Regions from separate parts of the Homo sapiens genome. Here all the other regions are linked to region 1. The links are chromatin contacts, found by Hi-C or POLR2A ChIA-PET in ENCODE. All regions are on one chromosome and are shown on one strand. Each heading gives the region's core, a stretch centred on a gene start or an enhancer-like site at or near the end of the contact. The rest is flanking DNA. Distances are from core to core; before and after follow the strand shown. Region 1 holds the start of ASMER1 (adipocyte associated metabolic related lncRNA 1). Region 2 has its middle 38 kb from the start of ASMER1. Region 3 overlaps ASMER1 (adipocyte associated metabolic related lncRNA 1).

Region 1 (2,736 bases), core at 56-2,555:
AACATTATAATCAAAAAGCTTTTTGAAGAAAATAAATAATATCTTTGTAACCCTGGGGTATGCAAAAATGTATTAGAATTAAAAACATTTCACCTGTCAAAGAATATTTGATTTTCAATAAAATTTAATTTCTGCTCATTAAAAGAAAGTGAACAGGCAATCGACAGACTTTGAAAATTCTCATCACTTATTTTTCATGAATAGGTCATATCCAGAATATATAAATAACTTTTACGAGTCAACAATAAAAAGATAAACAGCTCAGTAAAAAATGGGCCAAAGTCTGGAAAGACACTTAGCAAAAGAAAATTTGGGAATAAGATGTCCTACATAGGATGAGGCTAATGAACACCTGAAAAGCTATTCAACATCATAAGTCGTCAGAGAGATGCAATTTAGAATCATAATGAGTTAGCATTTCACACTCACTGGAATGGCTAAGACTGACAGCACCAAATATTGATGAGGATATGGAGAAAGATAAATACTAACAAGTCAGTAGAGTAAAATATTACAACGATTGTGGGGAAAGGTTTGCCACATTCTTAAAAGTTAAACATATTGTGTCTCAGGAATTCCACTCCTAGGTATTTATCCAGGTGATATGATCACATACGTCTACACAAAGTCTTATATGAGACTGTTCCAAGAACATCTGGAAACACTTAAATATCCATTTCCTAGAAAATGAGTAAGCAAATTGTGGTATATTTATACAGTTAAATATTACTCTGTAATGAAAAGGAATGAGCTAGTGATAACATGCAACAGTAAGAATGAGTCTTAAAAATATATATTGGCAAAAAAAAGCCAGATGTAAAGAATATATACAGTATATTATGTTCAAAGACAGGCAAAATTGTCTATGGCAATGGAAATCAGTACAGTGTGGTTTGACTGAAAAGGAGAAGGAGGAAAACTTCTGGAGTGATTGAAACGTTTTGTATCTTGTTTTGGGTGGTGCTACATCGGTGTATACAACCATCAACACTCACGCAGGGAACACTTAAAATGTGTGCATTTTATTGTAATTTTAAAATTACCCGATTCTAAAAACTGAAAAAAAAAAAGAGAAAGAAAAAACCAATCACAGCAATTTTCAGCATTTTGACTCCATATAAACTGTTATTTTGGAACACTTGGTTTTCATCTGATAAGTGTGTTTGAAAGCAATGCTATGGTAACGAGTGTAGGATTTACCAAGAGAATCTGTGGTAGGAGGAAAGGGTTAGGTCAGCAACACCTGTTTCTGGCACTCTTCTGACGAGACACCAGATTGCCTACTGGCTTCTTCCAGCTTTCCCGAGCACAGGGAGAGTGGCAGCAATACCAGGGAGCCTTATGCTTACAAGATGGACACCATATGTTTTCACTATCGCTTCGTAGCTGTTCTCATCTGTCCCTTTTCTTTGTCCTTTTAGTATCTGAGGTCCAGTAACCCTGAGAAATTTAATTTGAGAAGACACCATGAATGAAATATTAATATTTTAAAATCAAGTACAAAGAGAAGATTGCCTGTGAGTGGTTATTCTCTTCAGTTGTCCAATAGCTGTTATTTATCAAATTAACACCAAAACGTTCAAACTCTCTAAAAATGAATAGCTTTGCTTTATAAGGAGAGTTGTGAAAACTTATTAAGAACTCCTGCACATATTATTTAAAGATACCATTTACACGTGAGAGTAATTATAAATGAAATATATTAAATGTCCGAAAGTAGCACCATGTGGCAGAATTTTCAGGAAAAGAAATCGAATTAGTACTGGAAGAAGACATTCAAATAAGAGAACCACATTTTCAAGGTAAGATTGTGGTGGATTATTGAGCTGGGTTTTTGGTTCTTTAAATTGATGAGATTAGGATTTAATCACAAAATAATTTACTTATAACCTGAGATTTCAGACTTTAGCTGCTGAATATAAAATGTACACTTCTGACTTCCGTTTTTTCCATTTGTGTGATTTCAGGAAAATTTATCAGCAAAACTTGGTGCTTTTGGCCGGAGGCATCTGTTTTGCAATTTCTAATCCTGCAGCTATTTAAAATGCCTGGAGAGGAGGGTGGAAAGATTTGTGTGTGAAGGGTGACTTTAGGAAGGATGAGCAAAAGGGGTACCAAATTTGAGTACTGGTTCTGCAGTTTTGAGTGAGTTCTGGAATTTAATTCTAAATAAAGCCCAGAGCAACATTGTCTTTTTGAGTACATTTGTTTTTTCAAAGTGCCCCTTGTTTGTGAAACTAGTTTCTTCTCAGCCACTAAAAATTATTGCTTGCCTTTTGGGCCACACAGCATAGTAATAAAACAATGTAATTTACTTATGAGGAATAAGATGCACATGTATCTTTAATGCAGCATTCAATGCCTACAGTTTCAGAACCTCAGTGAAGGAGTGAAGAGCAATCTATCGGTTTTTCAATCTACTCCACCTTTGGTGTGGGAAATTCATTTCCCCCAAAGCCCTAGGAAATAGCTTCTCTCTCCTACCTGATACATAGAAATTATTTCTTTTTCTCATTATTTTATCATTTTACCCAATCTCCTACTCTCTCTTTCTGACTCCTACTTATTTTTTAGCCCACTCTCACTTTGAACTTTTTGATGAATGTGATTATAACTATTTATAATATTCAGCTTTGGATCAGTGTGTGCTTAGGTGGTTACAAAATATGCTGCACCCAAGAATAATTAGTAAAAAAAGATTAATGCCACATGAAAATAAATATTATTTGGAAAAGA
Region 2 (2,729 bases), core at 93-2,592, 38 kb before region 1:
GATAATCATGATAATCTTTCCAAAGTAAGCAGCAGGGATGGTCTTTTAGATCCCTTTGGAATTGCTTGCATCCCAGAGAATTTTGTGCCTTTACTACTAAAGTCAGGTCTACCTGCCAAAGAATAGACAGCCCTCTGAAGGGGAGATTTCCTGCTTGTAGTTCACTCTGGAAAGGCCTGTTCTGGGGAGACTGAGATGCTTAAGGGTGAAGTTCTGGCCTACTTTGACTATTATAGATGATATATACCAAGAGTGTAGCAATCAAAAATCACTCAGAAAACAGGCAGGCCTGAGTCAGAAGCAGCAACTCCTTCTACTTGCATTTCTGGCCTGGGCAAGCCATTGACCCATTTTTCTCTTTGGTTTTCACAACCCAGTGTCTCCTAGTTCTCTTCTTAATGCTAATTTCATCTGGTCTCATAACAGATTTATTTTCCCATAACTGCCGATATTCTGCCTTACAGCTGTCTCTTCCTTCATTACATCTTGAGCAGAAACAGCCATCCCTATGTCTTCAAGCACCTCATACTGTATTCCAAGTTCCTTCTAATTGTCTAGTTGTCTTCTGTTTCCTACCACTCATGAATATCCAGCTTGTCAACCTATTAGCTAAATTTCAACATGCCCCAATCTTGAATTCAGTATACAGCCATTCTCCCCAGTTTGTTCTTCTATCCCTTTGTTGGGAATTTGCTTATTTCTAAAAATGTTGGTCCTCAGCAGATTCTTCTTACGCTAGCCACTTTTTGAAGACTTTCCTAATCTGTAGCTTACAACCCATATCTTTTGCCTTAACCCAGAGCGTTATCATGTCTCACCTCAGTTATTGCTCTAGCATCTACTTGGGCCTGCTTCCCCTTCCCAGTTGTGATAATAGCCACTATTGCTAGAGCAATCATTCTAAAATACAAATCTGTTAAATCTGCCTAAAATCCTCTGGTGACTTTTTATTGCTCATGAAATTGCACACTCACTTGTCTTTAGGGGCCTGGGGGAGTAGTAAAGAATGTAAGGCTTCTGGTGGAATACTGTAGGAAGGGGTGGCTCTACCTTAAATGGAGGAGGTAAAGTTATTCTAGTTCAAATATTTTTAAAACAAGAAAAATCCATGTGTTAGCCGAACAAAAGTGATACAACTACTAGTGTCCAGTGTGAGCCCATGGGGTTAATTCTGTGTCCTCCAAGCTCCTTAGACTTCTGGCTCTGCCTGCATTTTCACCTTTTCAACTCGTTCTCCTACCCTCTAACAGCATTCTGTGCATCATCACCAATCATTCCATATTCAAACATTCCCAAATAAGAACTCACTATTTCCTGAGTGCTCCTGCTTTCTTGGCATCAGTGCCTTCAGTCACGTAACATTCTCTGCCTAAAATACCTCCTTCCTTTGCTCATTCTGAACCTAGTAAACTATTCATCTTTAAAACTTTAACACATTTACTTCCTCAAAGAAGCCCTCCCTCCCTAATTCACTATTGTAGGACGGAGTGTGTTTCTCAGCCCTTTGCAATACCAAATGCTTATTGCACTTATTACAATGGTTAACAACATACTTTGTAACTTTGCATTCCTTTTAAAGACAATAAAGTGTATCTTCTTAATCTTACATTCAGTGAGTGCCCAGTATATATCTCTTTTTTTTTTTTTTTCTTTTTGAGAAAGAGACTTGCTCTGTCCCCTAGGCTGGAGTGCAGTGGTGCGATCTTGGCTCACTGCAACTTCCGCCTCCCGGGTTCAAGCCCGTCTCCTGCCTCAGCCCCTCCAGTAGCTGGGATTACAGGCGTGCACCACCATGCCCGTCTCTGACCTCAAGTGATCTGCCCACCTCAGCCTCCCAAAGTGCTAGAATTACAGGCATGAGCCACCTGGTTCATATCTTGATACATAGCAGTTACTCAACAAATGTATGCCAAATGAGAGAATGAATGAAAGGTGATCTCAAACAAAAAAATGAAAGGCTCCCCTCCCTGTCTGGAAGGAAACTAAGTAATGTATAATGTAGGGGCGCAACCACGTCCCTGAGGCAAGTCCCAGCCTCCCTAGTCACCTCTAGCCTAGGGCTCATGATCTATCTGGGCCAGGTCAGACATTCTCCCTTCTGCCTTCTCAAATCTCCTGCAGAAATATGATCTCTACTAGGAAAGTCCTGATAAGAGAAACTGGTTCTTAAAACGAGAATGGGAACTTTGCAGATTTTGCCAATAAAAACCTAATTACCTGCTGAACCATACCTTCCTCCAAACAATAGCAAGAGCATCTCAGAAGCTTTGCTTTTATCAGGGAAGCTGACGATAGTACTGCGGTGAGCCTGGGATCAGAATTCATGGTCTGTCCTGAAAATTAGCCAATGAATATATCATGTTTCATAGGATTGCATTCTTCTGAACTATCCAGAATCAATCATAGCAGAGAATATACTCTCCTGCTGAGTATGGTTCAACTAATTCCTTGCTGATAATACCCTCACCAGCATAGAAGCTGGAATTAGCATTAGGCTATTTCAGATCCCCAAGGAAATCCGGGTCCGTGGCGGTATGGAAATGCAAGAAACCAGTGTCACTTATGAACTTGGCACGTAGCATGAGTGCGCCTTCAGTAGAGGGCTTTGAGGGTGGCAACTTATCTATGAAGACCAAACCACCAGGTTTTTGGTGATTCGGTGGGTGCTTAATAAAAGTGTATTAAATTGATGTGAAAACAAAAGCTTATCTCTTATATCAACTTTGTAT
Region 3 (2,700 bases), core at 44-2,543, 39 kb after region 1:
TTGAGAATGGTATTGGAGTTCACTTCCTCAAATAGATCAGAATTTATTGTTGGAGGCAGAAAAATTAGCTAAGTGTTACAATACTGTAAGATAGTTACTCTGGTGTTAGTCTTTGCACAGATTGCTGTGGAAGAGACACTTACATTCAGAGAGGCAAGGGGAGGTGAAGTGTGTAGGAAGAGAAGCACTGAGGCAGAGTACAGGGTCCCAGGGATGAAGGACAAGAGGATTATTTTAGGTGGCGGGATCAGAATGTGTAAGGCACAAAGGCATCAAAGAACATGGCAAAGACTCAGGGTTCTCCCGGCACTTTGTTCATAGTATTTGTAGTATAGTCCCCACATTGTTGTGTCCAGTTCATTGTATACAGATTTAGTACTATTTCTATCCTATGAGGACTTTGAGGGTACATATGCCCAGAACACAGACAGCATGGCAGCATGGTCCTTGCTATATAATAGCCTCTCATGAATTAACCTGTTTTGCAGGGGGGAAACAAAGAAAGATTTAATACAGAATTCAGTCAGACAGAAGGTTGGAAATAACTAGCTTGAATATCATGAACTGACTTAAAGATTAAAAAAAAGGAACATAAATATTCATGGGAAAAAGATGAATTGAAACCAGAAGTTTCTCATGAATGTCATACCAGCTTAAATGTCTGAGTAGTGTCCAAATGAAATGCAGTGACTTCCTTTTGGTCAACATCCTAATCAATATGATCAGGTCTCTCAAATTGTATCCCATACTTCGAAGTCACACTTTGATTCATAGGGAATTTCCATTCTTCCTTACAGCTGTTGAGAGGGGAGTTCTAACAAGAGGAAGTAGCTCTGTGCACCTTCCTCACTTCCTTCCTGGCTGTGTCATTCCTGGGTCTGGGTCACCAGCTGCATCCAGGAGTCCCAGAGGGTGTCGTGAATGTTACTCACAGTGTAAATGGATCTAGAACACAACTTACTTAGAGCCATATCTTCTAGTTTTGATTTGTGTTAGAAGTGATCACAAAGTCGTTTAAACTTAAATGACACTGTCGAAACTGACATCAGTGAAAAGTATTTATTATAAACGTGTTCATTGTATATCTTAATTTCAAGGCTCTTACCGTTTTCTGTGCTTAAGTATTCTCTAATGAGAATCTTTACAAAAATTATTAAGGTGGGAAGCAAGTGGTATTATTCGCATTTAGATAGATAAACGGTGACAAAGATGCTTTCTTAAAAAGTTTTTAAACAAATATTGAGTCACAGGTAGGACTTGTTTAAACAAGTGAAAGCATTTCCAATAAGTACACATTGAAAAAAACGGACACATGGGTTGCATGAAATAACAGCTTCATGTGATCATCTCAGGGAGTTTTCCTAAGCATGCTGATTGGATTGGGTTAGTATTCGGTCAATGGCTTTTCCATACTTTTAAAGTTTGCCATCATTACTTCAAGAAAGTGAGTCTTGTCACTATCATTAAATACTTATTTGGAGCTCTGTAGCTATTTATTTCACTTCTTGTTTGAGCTTTAACACTGTGAAGATCTCAGATATTTTCCATTCATTATTCATATGAGGTTCATTGGATATATTCATCCATTTCTTTATTTTCTCTGCATCTGATATGGTTTGGTTTTGTCCCCACCCAAATCTCATATTAAATTCCCACGTGTTGTGGTGGGTCGGGGGGACCTGGTGGGAGGTCTTTCCCATGCTGTTCTCATGATAGTAAATAAGTCTCACGAGATCCGATGGTTTTATAAGAGGAAGTTTCCCTGCCCAAGCATTTTTTTTTTTTTGCCTGTGCCATCCATATGAGACATGCCTATCACCTTCCACCATGATTGTGAGGCTTCCCCAGCCAAGTGGAACTGTAAGTCCACTAAACCTCTTTCTTTTGTAAATTGCCCAGTCTCAGATATGTCTTTATCAGCAGCAAAACGGACTAATACAGCATCCTCTACCATTTTCAGCAAACTCCTTTTTATTCTGTAGTACTTTATATCTCTGATTTAAATCACATTTGCTGTTCTTGAATTCCTGTTTGAGCAAAACAAATAAACAAACATAAATGGCGTAGAATTAGTTGAAGAAATTGCCTTAAGGTAAGGCTCCAAATCTGACTATTTTAAAATATCTTAGGTTTATCTCTTTTAGATATGCCAATCTCAGGGCAGAGGTAGGTGAGGAAAGAGCTTATATGACTGCCCCTTCTCTGAGATTCAAAAAACGAGAAAATAAATTCTGTTGTTCAATTCTAAGACAAGTGGAAAAGATCAAAGACTTTATTACAGTTTTTTTATTTTTATTGAGCAGATTCACTTGGAACTTTGGCTTGCATGTGGAATGTTTACCTTTTAATAAGTGATCTGTTTAAATGTGGATCAGAGAACAAGGGTTTCTGTTTTACAGTTCAACTTTTGACCTTGGGGGATGAATGGGTGGAGGCTAAGAGGAAAAGTCCACTGTGTTTCTGCTGAACTTTTTACCCTTAAGAAAAAAATGAGCAAGTTTAAAGTTCACACAGTGCACAAGAGGTCTCCGCTGGGGATTTCTCGTATTATTAACTTCCTGACCTCAGATAATTAAAAAGGAAGAGCAGAGCCACCTCAGACTGTGACTCAACTTTGAACTTTTAACCTCCCAAGTAAAGTATTTAAATTGTAAATGGTAGACCCTGGAAGCTTTCTTATTGCTATTAAATTCCTTCATC

Evidence for each region. Hi-C counts contacts between places; a loop is a spot of excess contacts on that map. ChIA-PET counts read pairs that join two places held with the same protein, here RNA polymerase II (POLR2A). Pooled maps may share reads with other maps.
Region 2: a loop to region 1 is called in a map of PC-9, with 5 times the contacts of the local background. The contact joins the enhancer-like site here to the promoter of ASMER1 in region 1. A Hi-C loop is called at or near these places in 2 of 168 maps with a recorded cell type or tissue (Calu3 and PC-9), 1 of 37 single-sample maps with no recorded cell type and 4 of 50 pooled maps. POLR2A ChIA-PET finds 5 or more read pairs at or near these places in 2 of 52 experiments (PC-9 and activated CD4-positive, alpha-beta T cell).
Region 3: a loop to region 1 is called in a map of sigmoid colon, with 1.9 times the contacts of the local background. The contact joins the enhancer-like site here to the promoter of ASMER1 in region 1. A Hi-C loop is called at or near these places in 4 of 168 maps with a recorded cell type or tissue (PC-9, heart left ventricle, psoas muscle and 1 more) and 2 of 50 pooled maps. POLR2A ChIA-PET finds 5 or more read pairs at or near these places in 6 of 52 experiments (Caco-2, H1, MCF 10A and 3 more).

The regions. Positions count from the first base shown.
Region 1 is chr21:14,917,237-14,919,972 of GRCh38, reverse strand. It overlaps ASMER1 (adipocyte associated metabolic related lncRNA 1), which reads left to right and starts at 1,305. Exons shown (of 4, transcript NR_146322.1): 1 at 1,305-1,802.
Region 2 is chr21:14,955,589-14,958,317 of GRCh38, reverse strand. No RefSeq gene overlaps it. Among named protein-coding and RNA genes, the nearest start is that of ASMER1, 38 kb to the right of the region's middle. Within about 2 kb of position 1,342, at least 2 of the 41 ENCODE cell types and tissues checked have a DNase peak (open chromatin) inside an H3K27ac peak, as active enhancers do; they include PC-9, where a contact is called at or near this core.
Region 3 is chr21:14,877,773-14,880,472 of GRCh38, reverse strand. All of the region lies in intron 1 of ASMER1 (adipocyte associated metabolic related lncRNA 1), which reads left to right. Among named protein-coding and RNA genes, the nearest start is that of ASMER1, 40 kb to the left of the region's middle. RefSeq lists enhancers at 651-945, 2,354-2,423. Within about 2 kb of position 1,293, at least 6 of the 41 ENCODE cell types and tissues checked have a DNase peak (open chromatin) inside an H3K27ac peak, as active enhancers do; they include PC-9, where a contact is called at or near this core.